Linked DNA regions of Homo sapiens: region 1 is linked to region 2. Evidence: chromatin loops called from intact Hi-C (ENCODE). Cell type or tissue: heart left ventricle. All regions are shown on one strand. Links, peaks and the distances in the headings refer to the core of each region. The heading gives the core; the rest is flanking DNA. Region 1 has its middle 69 kb from the start of ANXA1. Region 2 overlaps LOC124902181 (a long non-coding RNA gene).

What was found. A loop is a pair of places that touch in the nucleus more often than their neighbours do. Peaks named below come from ENCODE experiments on the same cell type or tissue, not always from the same donor. Only the 100,000 strongest peaks of a DNase experiment are listed, where the experiment ranks them.
Region 1: it touches region 2 in a loop (6-fold over the local background); 75 of 110 quality-filtered maps call a loop at or near these places.

Annotation. Positions count from the first base shown.
Region 1 is chr9:73,078,412-73,086,756 of GRCh38, reverse strand. No RefSeq gene overlaps it. Among named protein-coding and RNA genes, the nearest start is that of ANXA1, 69 kb to the left of the region's middle. In heart left ventricle, for the core only: a CTCF peak has its summit at 4,541 (motif pointing right); no DNase peak of the experiment used is centred there; H3K27me3 peaks cover 557 bases.
Region 2 is chr9:72,853,909-72,862,253 of GRCh38, reverse strand. It overlaps LOC124902181 (a long non-coding RNA gene), which reads left to right. Exons shown (of 2, transcript XR_007061578.1): 2 at 1-4,802. Among named protein-coding and RNA genes, the nearest start is that of LINC01474, 16 kb to the left of the region's middle. RefSeq lists an enhancer at 3,019-4,218. In heart left ventricle, for the core only: a CTCF peak has its summit at 5,008 (motif pointing left); no DNase peak of the experiment used is centred there; H3K27ac peaks cover 292 bases.

The DNA.
Region 1 (8,345 bases), core at 282-8,281, 220 kb before region 2:
TGCTCCAAAACATCATCACAAAGATTCTTTCTGTGCCTAGCAAATTTGGCACAAGTTGAGACAAAGAAAAAAAATAAATTTTTTTACTTTTATTTTTATTCCTTTTGCCTATTACATGAAAAATAGTCAATGGGCAAACAGAGACTATCAATAACAAAAGAAAACAAATATAAAACAAAAACAATGAACCACCACATCAAAGCAGAATTATCCAGACTGAATGGACATGATCTTAAAGGACTGCTAAAGGAATGTCTATGGTTGATTGAAATTTGATTTTAATTTTCCTAATTGTCAAATACCTAAAAATTATAATGCCACAGGAATTAAAACCCATGTAAACTGAATCCAAATTATGCATCTGAAAACCAGTTCCATCACTTCCTAATTATGTAACTTCAAATGAGTTTTATCCTTTTGTGTCACAATATTCTCATTCTAAAATGAGGGTAAAAGAAACCTACATTACAGGGTTGTTTTATAATAATATATAGAAAGATCTTAGGAAAGTACCTGGTTGAGACTGCATACCAGTGCATACATTTTAGCTATTTTATTTTTTAAGCATAAACTTAGAACTGTATTGAAAACATTCTAAGAATTGTCAAATGTTGGCTTTTAATATGTTTTCAGAGTTTAGAAATAGATATATTCATGCCCTTTTAATTTCTTTCTTAATGAATAAACATATTTCTTATATCTCTAATTATAATTTTATTAAAAACTCATGCATTACTTTAAACTTATATTTTTGTAAAAATAAATACATTTCATAAACTTCAGAAAATGGAGAAAAAATATGATCATCTTATATGCTAATGAAGATAGTGGGAGAGAGAAAAGCCATGTTCTCTTGCAGGGTCTGACAGGAGCTAGTTTTCCTGGCACAGTATTCCCTCTTTTTAGGGGGTGTCACTAGCTAACGAGAGTGCTGCCCATCTCTTTAGGTTGAGTGTAGGAATATGTAAAGAAAAGCCAAGTAGAACTTCTAGAAATAGAAAAGTATTGTCTCTAGTCATACAAATTAATTGAGTGGATTAAATAGCAGGTTACACAATAAGTAGAGTGAGAGTACTTGGAGGTAGAGCCGAAGAAGCTATTCAGATTACAGAGACATAGAGGGATACGATCTACAAAAGAGAAGTTAATAAAAATACAGAATAGAATAGAATAAAATAACAGAATGATAAAATTGGAGTGTCCAAGAAATATCCAAGAAAAAAGAGTAGATGAAGGACCTTATAAGAAGATATAATGGCTCAAAAATTGCCAAAATTTATGAAAAATATAAATCTTTAGATCCAAACGTGAGCCAAATCTAAAACAATATTAAAATATATGTATTGAAAGATAAATTATAGTGCTTCATATAGATCATAAATATATAAATTCATCTATGTATACCACTAAATTACATATCATACATTGCATTTCGCAGATTGTATCTTATATAAAAACGAGATCAGAATCAAACTACAGTACTTCAAAGATAATATCTCTCTGAAAAAAAAAGATTACCCAAAAGAACATGGTACAATTGTCATAAATAAAGACACGCTAAAGGTACCTCAGGAAAATGAAAACTGAATGAGTACCCAGAAAAATCTCACTAACATACCTTCTCAAGGATAAACCACAGGAAAAAAAAAAAAAATCCAACCCCAAAGGAGACACTGAGATTCAAGAGGTAACGTCAGCCAAAGCAATTAGTAAATCTATGGGTAAATTTAAGTAAGCATTGAATATGAATTAATAAATAAAGTTGAAGAATCATAATGGAATTAAAATACTGGATAATATTGACTTACAGTCAGGAGGCATCTGATCGGAGTTAGTATGCTTGGGTTTTTGTTTAATTCATGTATACATTTTAAGTTACATACGTTAATTTAAGTTCAGGGAACAAAAAATTCAGTATATTATTTCCAAACCAATAAAGAAAATATATAGTATTACAATAGTCATTAATTTAAAAGAAAGGGGAAGGGGAAGAATGAACAAACATCAACAAAGCGGGACAAATACAAAATAAAATGATTTAAATAAGTCTAAATATGTCAGTAATGAAAAGAAATTAAATAGACATGTTCATTCCTCTTGTATTTGAGAGTAGAGAAAAACATGTAAAATGTTATATTACCAATGGCATTGTTAAATACTATACACTTTGGAAGAAAGCAGTTAGTAATTTGACAAAGCAATTTGACAACCATTCTGATAGTTTATTTGATAGAAAACCCTAAAACACAGAGAAAGCCATAAATACAATGCATTATTTAAAATGCTGAAAGACGAAAGAAGGAAGGAAGGAAGGAAGGGAGGAAATGAGGGAGGGAAAGCAAAGAAGGAAAGAAGGGAGAAAGAGAGAGGGTGGGAAGGGGAGAAGAGGAAAAATTTAATGCTCAATGATATAGGTGGATGTTAAGATAAATTATATGATCATTTGCTGGATAATGTTGCAAGCATTTGATGCCTACAGAGATCATGTAACAATATGCCAAACTGTAATCAAATAATAAAACTAATTCATGCATACTATAATTACTATATATATGCATAGAAAAAATATATGCATAGTAAGAAATATTTTTAACTATCAAAGCATTCATTTAGTGTCATATAATTGTGGGTGACTTTTTCATATTCCTTTCAAGTTTTCTACAATGTAATTTAAATTTAGACTTAAATAAAAAGGAAAGAGGATTCTTGTTTCAAAAATCACTCCATTATGCTATACCTCAGAATATTTCTGAAGATACATGTTATAAGCTAGATGGTCTTAGCCTTTTTGGATTTGCTGAAGTCTACACCAAATCTAATATTGTGGATTTCCTTAGGTTGTCATTTGTGATATGTATATACTTACTCATATTTTTACTGCCACACTACATTCTCCTTTGTTTCTATCCTGGAGAAACTAAAGCATACAAAATCCAGGTGTGCCACCTCTTCCAAATTTTCTGGACTAAACTCTTAATATTGCTACATCTAGTGTTAGGACATTGGGCAGAAAATACTTCACCTTTTTGTGTGTGTTTTTTGTTTTTTTGTTTGCTTATCTGTGAATGGAGGTTGGCTAGATGACCTCTGATACCTCTTGTTCTAGTTACCCATAATTCTTGCTTCTTTCATTTTAAAATGGAAAGAAGCAGAATCCCAGCCAGTATAATTGCTGAATTATACCCAAATCTAATTTTAAGGCTGGCAAAATTACAGTAAAGATAATAGAGCTGAAAGAAATTTTAGAGACGGTATAGCCCACTCCTTTCTGAAGAAAACTAAGCCCTTGGGAGGAGTGCTCAGATTTTACCTAGAAAGTTAGTTATGAAATGGAGTGACATGTTTTTGCCCTGCGTCTCCACCCAAATCTCATCTTGAATTATAATCCCCACATGTTGAGGGAGGGACCTGGTGGGAGGTGATTATATCATGGGAGCAGTTTCCCCCTGCTCTTCTTGTGATAGTAAGGGAGTTCTCACAAGATCTGGTGAGATGGTTTAAAAGAGGCACTTTCCCCTGATCTCTCTCTCTCTCTCCTGCCACCTTGTGAAGAAGGTACTTGCTTCTCCTTTGCCTTATACCATGATTGTAAGTTTCCTGAGGCCTCTCTAACCATGTGGAACTGTGGGTCAATTAAACCTCTTTTCTTTAAAAATTACCCAGTCTCAGGTAGTATCTTTATAGCACTGTGAAAACAGACTAATACACTGAGAATGGAAAAAATCAAGATTCTGTATCCTCTATCTAGTGAATGAAATGACACCTACAAAGTGCTTAGCAGAGTAGCTAGCTCATAGTCATGGCAATAATGTTTTTTTCTTCTACTGTACTCTACACAATTAATTTTCTAGTATATATTAAGACATAGAAGGAAATATGTAAACCCTCTATTATGCACTCTGAAGCTACAGAGATGAATGAAAACATGAACTTTGTCCTCAGAAGAGTAATTATAATGGAAAACTTTTATTGTGCATTGCACGAAAGGTGCTCTGCTGAAGTTTGCATACATCACATATCATTTAATTCTCAAAGCATTCCTATCCAACATGTATTATTAGCATTGCTTTTTTATCAAGTGAGCAAATAAGGACTTAGGGAGGTTATACAGCCTCATAGCTAGTTAGTGGAAGAATTATGATTCAATGGATTCTGGCCTTGAGAATATTAAATATTAATATTAAGTATTAATATTTAACAGGTAAGATAATGGATTATGAATTTAATATCCATAAATCATCATTTGCGGTGAAGACATATGACCTGAAATAGACTTGATTTTTTCTCATCTCCAACCTTTCCACGTGCCATAAAAGCAGTTGTTCTAGGGAGTTGTTTTAGAGTTGTGTATGAGAATTACATTGAGAAAGCTGGAGTATTTATACCAGAGAAAGGGAAACAAACAAAAATGAATAGAAAATCAACAGAAAATAAAAGAATAGGAAAAGAAGAAAAATAAATGAAAGTTTTGAGAGAAGGCATCAGAGGATTTTGAGTTTGGGTTTCTTATAATTTGGGGCACTATAAACCCTTTCCCAGTAGGTGGTGCTAGAGTATATCAGCTCCAAAATCCAGAAAGGCTGGCTTGGTCCCTTTCCTCTCCACATACAGAAACAAAACAAAGCAAAACCCCTCACAACCAATCAAATACCAGAAGTTGAGCATTGACTGACTTTTTGTAGTGATGCCAACTTTAGAAAAAATTATGCTTTCCTCTGTATTACACAAAAAAAGAGACTATTTGAAATGCACTCCCCTTGTGAGGAAATACTGTAATGCCAGCAAGAGTTGAAACCTTTTATTCAGTATTTTTCCTCTGAGAATTTGTCCTTCATTCTCGAAAGATGTTTTCCATAGCCACTTAGTACAAAGTAAAAGGAGTTTCAGAGATTCCCAGTTCCACATAATAAACGCAATATAAAAAGAGGTTTGCAAATGCTCACCTCCCCAACAATTTTTTCATAATGAAAGAAAACATGAGAATAATAAAATGTCAGTATAATATGATTTAAGAATACACTGAAGGAAAATCCTTTAATTTCTCAGCCAAATAATACAGAGTTATGTATACCCAGGAAACTAAGACCTGATGGAACTACCAGAGACTTTTCCTTTCTCAGCCTGGGCTAGTCCCCAAAAAAACACATTTATTAAAGTGTATTCTCTTCCTGGCCCATGGATACACTGAGATAGACTTTCTTGTATGTTGAGAAATGATCACTTGTCATTTTCATTCCAACATCTTTAGTTTAATCATAAATGTGTCATTGAAGACATGTATAAAATGTAGGTATAGCTCGGCCGAGCGCGGTGGCTCACGCCTGTAATCCCAGCACTTTGGGAGGCCGAGGCCGGCAGATCACGAGGTCGGGAAATCGAGACCATCCTGTTAACACGGTGAAACCCTGCCTCTACTAAAAATACAAAAAAAAAAAAAAAAAATTAGCCGGGCGTGGTGGCACACGCCTGTAGTCCCAGCTACTCTGGAGGCTGAGGCGGGAGAATGCCGTGAACCCAGGAGGCGGAGCTTGCAGTGAGCCGAGATCGCACCACTGCATCCAGCCTGGGCGACAGAGTGAGACTCCGTCTCAAAAAAAAAAGAAAAGAAAAGAAAAAAAAGAAAAGAAAAAGAAAGTAGGTATAGTTCTATTGGTTTCTTATCAAAAGCAACATTCCTCTGCCTATTATTCCCAGCGGTATCTTGCCATTTCCATCTTATCTTCCCATGAGAGTCAAGAAATGATTTTATTTCTTTAATGTGCTAAAGAATACAGCTAGTGCAAAGGGCTTGGAAAGATTGCAAGAGAATAAGAAGCATCTGCATATACAGAAGGAGATAATTTTTAAGTAAATGAGTGATGACATTTGTAATTTAAGTTTTCTCCTTCAGCTTTAGTTTTCAGGAATAAAACACTGTGCGTGTAAGATTATAAAGGCCAGACCGCCGATGGAGGTTTGGGGCACTCCTTCAACCACTCACAAATTGGACAGTATGTTTTGATGGAGCGTGCCGTCCTTTATCAGGTATTTCAGGTTATGAGGAGAGGCTACAAGCTGTGAATCAACATAGCTAATCGAGACAGAATTTGTGTTTTGTGCTTCATGGATCTTTTTTACATTCATGTCCACTTAAAGAAGGCAGCCAGCTCCTTCATTCTTTTAACCTCACAGGAGGTTTGTGCTGTAGGACAGAAAGGCTAATTATCCAGCAGATGATCTGCCTTCCTGGCACTCCTTGAGGGAATTATGCCAGATAGGGGAAAGGGAGACATGTGCCTTGTGGAAAAGAGAAGGTGGGAGGGGAGGCATGCCCCAGAAGTCCAGGATGGGAAGAGAGATCTGCAGACTCCCAGGGAACCTACAGCTTTCTCCTTCACAGCATTGCAGGAGGTGAGCGGAGTTTTGGGTTAGGTGGGAGGGGTGTGGCTGCCTAGTATGCCTGAGGGGCTGGAGTTTAGGCTGAGTTTCACAGCCTTTGCAAAGTTTACTGGGCTTCCAGATGGCACTAAAACCCAAGGTTCTCAGATTTCAGTAGCCCTTGTAAGTTTAGACAAGGCATCTCAGTGGTAACCGGATGAGTAAAAGACCCCCAAATGCTTTGGTTTTCATAAGATGGGTGTGAGTGAGAGAGCACCAAAATAAATTCAGATTGAATTATCACGGGATTTGAGCTCAAAAAAAGATCTAAGCTTACTTTAAATAAATACATTTGATTTCTCAGATTTTTTTACTAAGACTTATATTTATTTTAGTTCGAGTTTAGTTTCTCATTCTGAGATTTTCCCCTAAAAATGTAACTAACTGTCCCTGCCAACAAAGGCAAATAACATTTTTGTCCCAAAGAAAATACAAAATGCAAAAAGTGGGGAGAATTGTATAAGAATACCTTTTTAAAATACTGTTCTTTTCTGGGTAAACATAATACTTGATAAAAACTCAAGGAACTATCATTATTATGTAACAGGCAAATTTTTGCAATATAAGAATTAGGGAGGGGTGTGTAGATTTTAACATCCTTGTACCTGCAAGTGTGCATGGCAACAAAAGAATAATGTTTGGGTTTTTATGATGTGAATCAAGAGAGAGCCTCATGGCTGAATTATCCAGTGACATAGAGAAGTTATTGTTCACAACCTTTTATGTTAGGGTAACAAGGAGATGACAGCCAAGACCTAACTAAGGTCATACCACAATTCCTTTGGTTCAGTGTTCTAGCCACACCTTGCTGTACCTCAGTTCTTCAACAAACAAGGTGTGTGCCACCTTGTGGTTAGAAATTCTCAGCAGATAATTGTTCTTTTATTCTAGCTTATCTAGAGCTAAGTTCAGGACAGACAAGTATTTCAGACATCTCCATTTTAAAGCAAAGTCAGGTTTTTCCCTTGAGATTTTGCTGCTCCCGGCATTATGCTGTGGATCCTACCAGAGCTCTAGTCTCAAGCTTTGTTTCCTGTCCCAAGAGCTCATGACCCCTCACATTAGCAGATCCAGTACTCACTCACTCCTCTGGATTGCCTTCTTATTTTATATTTATTTATTTATTTATTTTTGTGAAAGAGTGTCACTCTATCGCCCAGGCTGGAATGCAGTGGTGCAATCTCTGCTCACTGCAACCTCCGCCTCCCGGTTCAAGCGATTCTTGTGCCTCAGCCTCCCAAGTAGCTGAGATTATAGGCGTGCACCACCACACCTGGCTAATAATTGTATTTTTAGTAGAGACAGGGTTTTGCCATGTTGGCCAGGCTGATCTCAAACTCCTAGCCTCAAGTGATCCGTCCACCTCCGCCTCCCAAAGTTCTGAGATTGCAGGCATGAGCCACCACGCCAGGCCTGGATTGCCTTCTTATATCAAGCTTCTAGATTCCCTTATTTTTACTTTCCTACCATAATTTAAAAAATTGTTAAATTGTGTTGAGATTTTTCAATGTGCTTTACCAAAAAAGGTTTTTCTGAATATCAAATCAACCATTTTGACCCCATTTTCCATTTTCTGTCAAGTACCTCTGAGCCAGTCTTTTGCCTACATCACCACACCAACGTTAATGCTAAAAAGATAATTTTCAGAAAAAGGTGAAATCATAACCCTCATTCAGATATGAAAATGAACATGTGTTAAATAATTTTACTTACATAATATGAGGGAGCCACGGAGATGTTATAACTGATTCAAAGGAAAAGTCAAACAGCGCTAATTTATCTAGAGCACAGAATGTTGAAATTAATTGGAAATGCAGACAAAACTGATTTTTCCACATTCATTTAGATCACTACCAAACTGGACACAGAAAGTCAATTAATGTCACTAACAGACAAGTCAGAATTTGTTTATCAATTACCTACCACTT
Region 2 (8,345 bases), core at 133-8,132:
ACTTACAGCCAGCTAATCTTTGACAAAGCATACAAGAACATAAATTGGGGAAAGGATACCCTATTCAACAAATGGTGCTGGAAAAGCTGGCAAGCCACATGTAGAAGAATGAAACTAGATCCTCATCTCTCACCTTATACAAAAATCAACTCAAGATGGATCAAAGACGTAAATCTAAGAGCTGAAACTATAAGAAATTCTAAAAGATAACATTGTTTTTTCCCTTTTTTCTTCTTCTGTTTTTTTTTTTCTTTTTCTTTTTCTTTTTTTTGGAAAGGGAGTTTGCGCTGTCGCCCCAAGCTGGAGTGCAATGGAGCGAACAAGGATCACTGCAACCTCTACCTCCTGCGTTCAAGCGATTCTCCTGCCTCAGCCTCCTGATTAGCTGGGATTACAGGCGTCTGCCACCACGCCCAGCTAATTTTTGTACTTTTAGTAGAGATGGGGTTTGACCATGTTGGCCAGGCTAGTTTTGTACTCCTGACCTCAAGTGCTGGGATTATAGGCATGCGCCACAACGCCCAGCCTTGAAAAGATAACATTGGAAAAACTCTTCTGGACATTGGCTTAGGCAAATTCATGACAAAGACCCCAAAAGCAAATGCAACAAAGACAAAAATAAATAAATTGAATAAATTAGAGCTAATTAAACTGAAAAGCTTCTGCAGAGCAAAAGAAATAATCAGCACATTAAAGAGAAAACCCACAGAGTGGAAGAAAATATTCACAAAGTATGCATCTGACAAAGGACTAGTATCCAGAATCTACAAGAAACTCAAACAAATCAGCAAGAAAATGACAATTCCATCAAAAAGTGGGCAAAAGACATGAACAGCCATTTTTCAAAAGAAGATATACAAACAGCCAACAAATGAATGAGAAATGTTCAACATCAGTGAAATACAAATTAAAACCACGATGAGATACCACGTAACTCCTGCAAGAATGGCTATAATTCAAAAGTTAAAACCATAGATGTTGGTGTGGATGTGATGAAAAGGGAACACTTACACACTGCTGGTGTGAATGTAAATTAGTACAACCTCTATGAAAAACAGTATGGTGATTCCTTAAAGAACTGAAAGTAGATCTACCATTTGATCCAGCAATCCCACTACTGGGTATCTACCCAAAGGAAAAGAAGTCATTACATGAAAAAGACACATGTACACGCATGTTTATAGCAGCACAATTCACAGTTGCAAAGATATGGAACCGGCCTAAATGCCCATCAACCAATGAGTGGATAAAGAAAATGTGTATATATACAACATGGAATACTACTAGGCCATAAAAAAGAACGAAATAATTTCTTTTGCAGCAACTTGGATGGAGCTGGAGGCCATTATTCTAAATGAGGTAACCCAGGAATAAAAAACCAAATGCCGCATGTTCTCACTTATCAGTGGGAGCTAAGCTGTGAGGACACAAACACATACAAAGTGATATAATGGACTTTGATGACTGCAGGGTGGGGAGCTGGGAGTGGGGTGAGGGATAAAAGATTACATATTGAGTGGGTACAGTGTACACTGCTTTAGTGACAGGTGCACTAAAATCTCAGAATTCACCACTAAAGAACTCATCCATGTAACCAAAAACCACCTGTACCCCCAAAACTATTAAAATTTTTAAAAATAAAAAAGTTAACTTCTAAACATTAAATATACATAATATAAAGTTTACATTTTAAAATTATTTTTATTCAGCAATTGTTTTGTTTTAACACCCCTTCTTTCAATGTTTTCTACTATAAAATGTCAATGTCAGTTAAAGATCATTTTAACATATCATTTTAAAACATATCATTTTGTCCCAATATATTGATTTATAATAATAATTTTAAATCAACTTTCTGTAAAATCTTATAGTAGAAAAATGATTCATAGTTTAATATTATGGTCACTTGTTACTAATTAAAAATATGTAAATATGTATTCTTAAAAATAGAGAATAATACCATTTCAGGAATTCTGATTATTTGTTCTGAAATTTCAAAGATTACTATCTGCTGGGAATTTGGAAACCCTATAATAATCTAAACCCAGCGACAGTGAAAACCAGGAGGCAGATGGAGCCCAAAGGAAGAGATGGAAGGGTCACTCTTGTGTGGCACCTTCCTATCCTGGCCAGGCGGCAGTGCCTGGGGTAGTCGAAGGGAGCAGCAGTGAGGATGAGACCTTCAATTAGAGAAAGGACAAGAAGAGAACGTGGGAAGACCCACACTCGGGCCCACTTTGGTTAATCCTCCTTAGTTTCCTTGTAAACTATTAAGGCAGTTAAATTTTCAACTGCTTGAATTTACCTATTTCAAAGATTCAGCTTTTCACTTGACTTTGATTGGTCACCAAGAAAATATAAGTATTATAGCCATGTTATTTTCAAAGAGGAAAGCATGCCAGTCACTAGAACAGTGAGTGGTATGTAGCAGGCACTCAGAAAACATGTGTGATATGGGTTGATCTGAGTCCCTGCCCAAATTTCTTGTCGAATTGTAATCCCCAATGTTGGAGGTGGGTCTGGTGGAAGGTGGTTGGATCATGGGGACAGATTTCTGCCTTTGGTGCTGTTCTCATGGTAGAGTTTTCATGAGAACTGATTGTTTAAAAGTGTGTAGCACCTCCCTCTCTCTCTCTGGCATCTGCCCTGGCCATGTAATATGTGCCAGCTTCCCCTTCACCTTTCACTGTTATTGTATGTTTCCTGAGGCCTCCCCGGAAATGGAGCAGATGCCAGAACCATGCCTCTTGTACAGCCTGCAGATCCATGAACCAATTAAACCTCTTTTCTTTATAAATTACCCAGTGTCAGGTATTTCTTTATAGCAATGCAAGAAGGACTAATACAATGTGTTAAACTAATTACTGGATAATGCAATTCACAGAGGAACAGAGAATCCTTTTACTTGGGACTGGCCAGTTTCCTGTAAGTCAAAATTATGCAAATCCAATCAAATTTTCCATAAAGAAAATATTGTGATTGAATTTTAGATTCTTTATCATAACCTTGAAATCCATACAACCTCTGTAAAATTTTAAAAGATTGTGTCTTTTTTTAGCTTCAATGAATTGGAGAGTGAAGCATCTGCTTTAATGGGAAATTTCAAATTTCTTCAGCAATATCGTGAGAATAATCTCAGCAGAAGTCAATAGGAGACTCAGAAGCATAAGAATACCTCCTAGAATTTAAATATAAGAAAAACAAATTGAAGTTAATAGTCTTATTTTCTCATTGTAAAGTTGCCTGCTCATCTTACTGTGTATAAAATTGGGATCCAGTTATTCAAAATCAGTGTGTTTTGTGTGTATTACTCAGCAGAGTATTTACCAGGTTTACAAGTGTAGATCACACATCTAAGTCAAGGCCTGCCTTATCACTTCTGGTCACCAACTAATCCTTAAACTTTTTTTATTCTAAAAATAATTGGGAGTAAAACATCAACAAGTTAGCTGGACAACGTGTTTAAAGCTTTAAAACCTGCCTTGAAAACTGTGATAGATCAGTTTGAATGCCAGGACTGTCGATTCAAAGTGCCAAATGTCTGCTATAATAATTCCTAGCACATAGGGAGTTCTATGAGCCAGACTCTGCATCTCAAGCTCTTCAGAGATTTTAACTCAACCACTTTTCACAAAACCTTGTTTTTTGTGGAAGAAGTGCAATTACCTTCCATATTTTACAGGGGAGGACACTAAGTATCAGGGACATGCATTTTTTCCAGGCCCCATGGCTAACACATGGCAAAGCTAGGTCAACTTGGACGTTGGCCTTCAGAGTCATTGAACCATAACCCCTCCCCTCCTGCCTGGACAGCCCCAGAGCCGGCACTGCTGAGTCACAGTGACAAGACTTACCCTCTGGCCTTGAACAGCTCAAACTCTAATGGAGTAAATAGATAAATAAGCCACTGTGATGATAATAATAATAATAAAAAGTTAAAAATGGCAAGATAAGACCATGAAGCATGTGGTGTAACAATTCAGGGAGATGCCATAGCTTAGCAGATAAGAGCACAGACTCAGGACTGAGATGAGTCTCACTCCAGTGCCAGCTGCAGAGGCTCAGCTGCATCAGTCTCTCTGCTCTTCAGGGGTCTTAGCTGTAAAACAAGAATGCTCTTCGTGGGAACTCAGAGAATGGGCATGTCAGGTATTCAGAGCAGTCCTGTAGCCCAGAAAGCCTAAGTCAGTACTATCATGATCATGGAAGAGTAGATTATTGAAGCTGACTTAGAAGAACTGGAAAGACTTCTTGAAGGGCTTTAGATTTCAGCTGAGCCTTGAAACAAGAGTTGTTATTTTAAAACAGAAACAAAAAGGAAAAACTCCAATAGTCTGGATGCAGCCAACAAAGCACCTTCCAGACAACAGAAGCAGCTGGGAAATGAAACAACAAACAAACAAGGCAAAGCCACATCTCAGAACAGGGCATGTTGTATGGACTCATGTACTTGGAAAGTGAGGTTCAGGGAAATTCCAAGTGAATGGCAGGAAATAAAGCTGGAAACCTAAGGAAGGACTAGGCCCTAAGGCAGAGAGAGATTCTTTAAGTACCTCAGCCCATAGGGACAAATCATCGGTTTTCCTTTTACCTAAACGGAAACATGTTTCTTGTCTTAGAGAATTATGTTTTCTTTTCGGTTTATTTTCTATTTTAAATTTAAAATTTGAATTGTAAGCCTATAGGATCCCAAGAGTTCCAAACTCTATATTTTTCTTACTCCTTTAACTCTGCCTTCAGCATATGTCATGGTAAAATGTAAATTAACCTAAATCTATACAATAAAAATAAAATAAAAATTAGACGGGTAGGCTGTTATGTTTTCAGGGTGTGCGGTGTTTGTTTGCTGTTTGTTTTTACAGCTAATAATTCTGAACAAAACCAAAGCACATAAGCAATCTCAGCAGGAGATAAACTAAGCTGTCATAGAATCATAGTTTCAGTTATTGCATTAATCAGCATTAACTTCATGTAAAACTCGACAAAAAAGAAAAACGTTTGAGCTCCACCTTGTGGTAGCATATCTGAGCCAAGCTCATGTCTCAGGTTCTTTGTGCAGGAAAAGCATGTCTTAGTGAGCCCGCAAAAAAACCCTGCATTATTTAAAGAAGAAGAAGACTAGGAAAGCTTTGAAAAATTGTTCCAGAATGTGCAAATAAGGGCTGCTTATTTATAGGGTTTCTAATATTAGAAATATCACAGTGTACACTGATGGCCCTGGGACAGCATCCTGCCAACAGATGGTGTGTGTGTGTGTGTGTGTGTGTGTGTGTATGTGCGCGCGCGCGTATTAATTTGTGCTAATTACTAACATTTAAATATTATAGTATGTGACATAAAAATCAAGGTTTCCAGCTTCTCTTTAGACACCAGAAGATCTGGGAGCCCTGCGTCTGCAATAATTAGCTAGAACTGAGCATTGGATGCCCCCTAAAGATAGTGAATGTTGTCTACATTTTATTGGCTATAAACCGACAGAGGAGGCAACACAGAAGTGGCAACGTGCATATCTGTCAATACTTCTCCATCTTCACTGTACCCCATAACCTCACCCAGACGACCTAGGCAAGACACCATGAGCACACTGCCTGCTGTTTGAAACAACACAGAAAACCTGGTGTGTCATTGCTCTCAAACAACTTTTATTTTTAAAGACCTTTATGTTGCTTTGCTAAAAAAGTAAAATAAAAACTTTCCTTGATCTCACTGGCCTTATCAACATTAAGATCCCAAATGTTATCGCACCCACATTTTGAGTCCTAGACATTGGTACTATGCAAAATCTCATCTGATTATGTCTGAGAGTCCATAGTTTATGAATTGATCTATTCAGGCTGTCTCACTGTGTGGCCTGCTCTGTTCTCTTATTTCACTCCTTCAAGCCAATACCTGAGAAGTGCCTGCTGTGCCTGTCATGAGTTTAGCAGACTCCTTTGAAGTGGGCTATCACCAGTGCTCCCCAAACAGACAGCTGATGGTAGTATCACAGTGTTTTTCTACCCCATTCGCAGGTGGACTTGCAGGGCTTTATTTCCCGAGAACCAAAAGTGCGCTACATGTACTCCACCGTCTCAGAATCCCCACTCCATGAACAGCTCCACTGGATTCTGGCTGCAGTCTCTATCTGTCCCCACTGTACTCTAATCTCATCCATTCCCCTTCCCTTCTCCTACTTCCTCAAAGGCTACATCTCTGCATAGCCATGCAAATCAACTGCTGCAGTCAGATGGAGGGGGAGCCACCAACACTATCTACTTATCAGAAATTTCCCAGAAGATCTGAATTCTAGATCTGGGTATGATTTAATTGGAACTCTCACTAAAACTTATTTCATAAACTCAGAGAATTCTTAGAACAACACTGCCCAATAGAGATGAAATGCACACGACAAATGCAAGCCACATGGCATCTTAACTTTCCTAGTGACCACATTAAAAAAGAAACAGGTCAATTAGTATTAGTAATATATTTTACTTAGCCAAATATATTCAAAATAGTATTTTTTTAACATGTAAGCACAATGAAAAGATATTAATGATACATTTTACATTAGCTTTTTCCTATGGAGTCTTCCAAATCCAGCGTATATTTTACATCTCCATTTCCAGCCATGTTGCATGTGCTCAATAGTCACATATGGCTAGTGGCTGCCATATTGGACAGCTCAGGTTTACAGCACAGGAAGAAATTTTAGAATCATGTTATGCAACCTCCTTGTCTTACAAATAATTGAGACTTGGAGAGGTTACATAATTTCCAACAGGTCAAACAACTAATCAGTAGCAGAGACAGGCCTGAAACACTGGGCCATTAATGCTCAATCACATGCATTTCTATTCATTTAATCCTGCTTATCTTAAATTTGTGAAGCCAGTCTACTATTAAGACATTACCATCTAGAAACAACTAAGAATGTACCAAAATAATCCAAAGAGTTGTTTTTATTGGATATATAAATGATTAGGTTTTTCCAGTTGGGGGAAACCTTCTTTAAAAATAATTAAAATAATTTTTCATTAATAACTTTCTGAATTAGATCAATTAAAGTAATTCTTTTTTTTTTTTTTTTTTTTTTTTGGAGACAGAGTCTTGTTTTGTCACCCAGGCTGGAGTGTAGTGGTATAGTGGCACGATCTGAGCTCACTGCAACCTTCGTCTCCCGGGTTCAAGCAATTCTTCTGCCTCAGCCCCCCAAGTAGCTGGGACTATAGGCACCCACCACCATGCCTGGCTACTTTTTTTTGGTAGTTTTAGTAGAGATGAGGTTTCACCATGTTGGCCAGGCTGGTCTTGAACTCCTGACCTCAGATGATCCGCCCGCCTTGGCCTCCCAAAATGCTGGGATTACATGTGTGAGCCACGGCGCCTGGCCAGATCAATTAAAATAATTCTAAATGTTTAACTACAGTGTGACTAAATTTTTTTAAATAAAAATATTTGATTGACAGAAAAGTGGAATTGTGGGTAATGTGTATCTAGCCTTTAAATACGTGCTAAATGCACTGCTCAGTGGTTTTCAGCATCATCTCATGTAATCCCTTCAGAAACTGCAGTGGAGATGATTATAGTCCATTTTAAAGATGAGGTCAATGAAGCTTGGTGAGTGCAATTAGCCCATGTCAAAAGGATAATAGTTGTAATACAAACATCACATGGCTAGCAAGTGACACTTGCAGTCAGGAACAGAACCCATACTCGTACCTTGGCTGTGACTCTCAAGCCAATGCTCCTTCCCCCACCACTTAGCCACCACAATTACCTTGTAGTCTATTAAGCTGAGGTATATGGAGCATTTTCTGTGACGCAAATGCAATAGGCTGAGTATTTTCACTCAGTATTATCTGTTATTCCACTAGCGACAAACATCGCCCATGGAATCAACTCATTGCATATTTTGTCAAGACCAGTTGTAATTCCAGCCCATGGTTCCTTTTGCAGTAGGCTCATTTGTCATCTGCTGAGGGGCTATTCCATGGTCATTTATGCAATATTGAATTCCACTACAAATGTATTTATTAATTCCACGGCCACCTTGCCCTTCAGACCTGTTACTCTATTTTTCAGGGTTATCCTCACACCATGCACAGCAATGTGACATCACATCAAATTTTTCTTCATGAATGTTATACAGTTTGACCGCCTTAACACATAGATTTATTCCTAAAAATTTGTACCAAATTAATTTTCCCCATTTACTTCTGCCATTAAATCTGACCTATATCAATACTGGAAAAAAGGTTTGATTCCAAAAGAAAAAAAAAAGATTTAGGATTTTAGCATTCAGTTCAATGACACTGTTGACTCACAGTTCTTATGCATTTAGCCCATGTATATAATTACTGCAA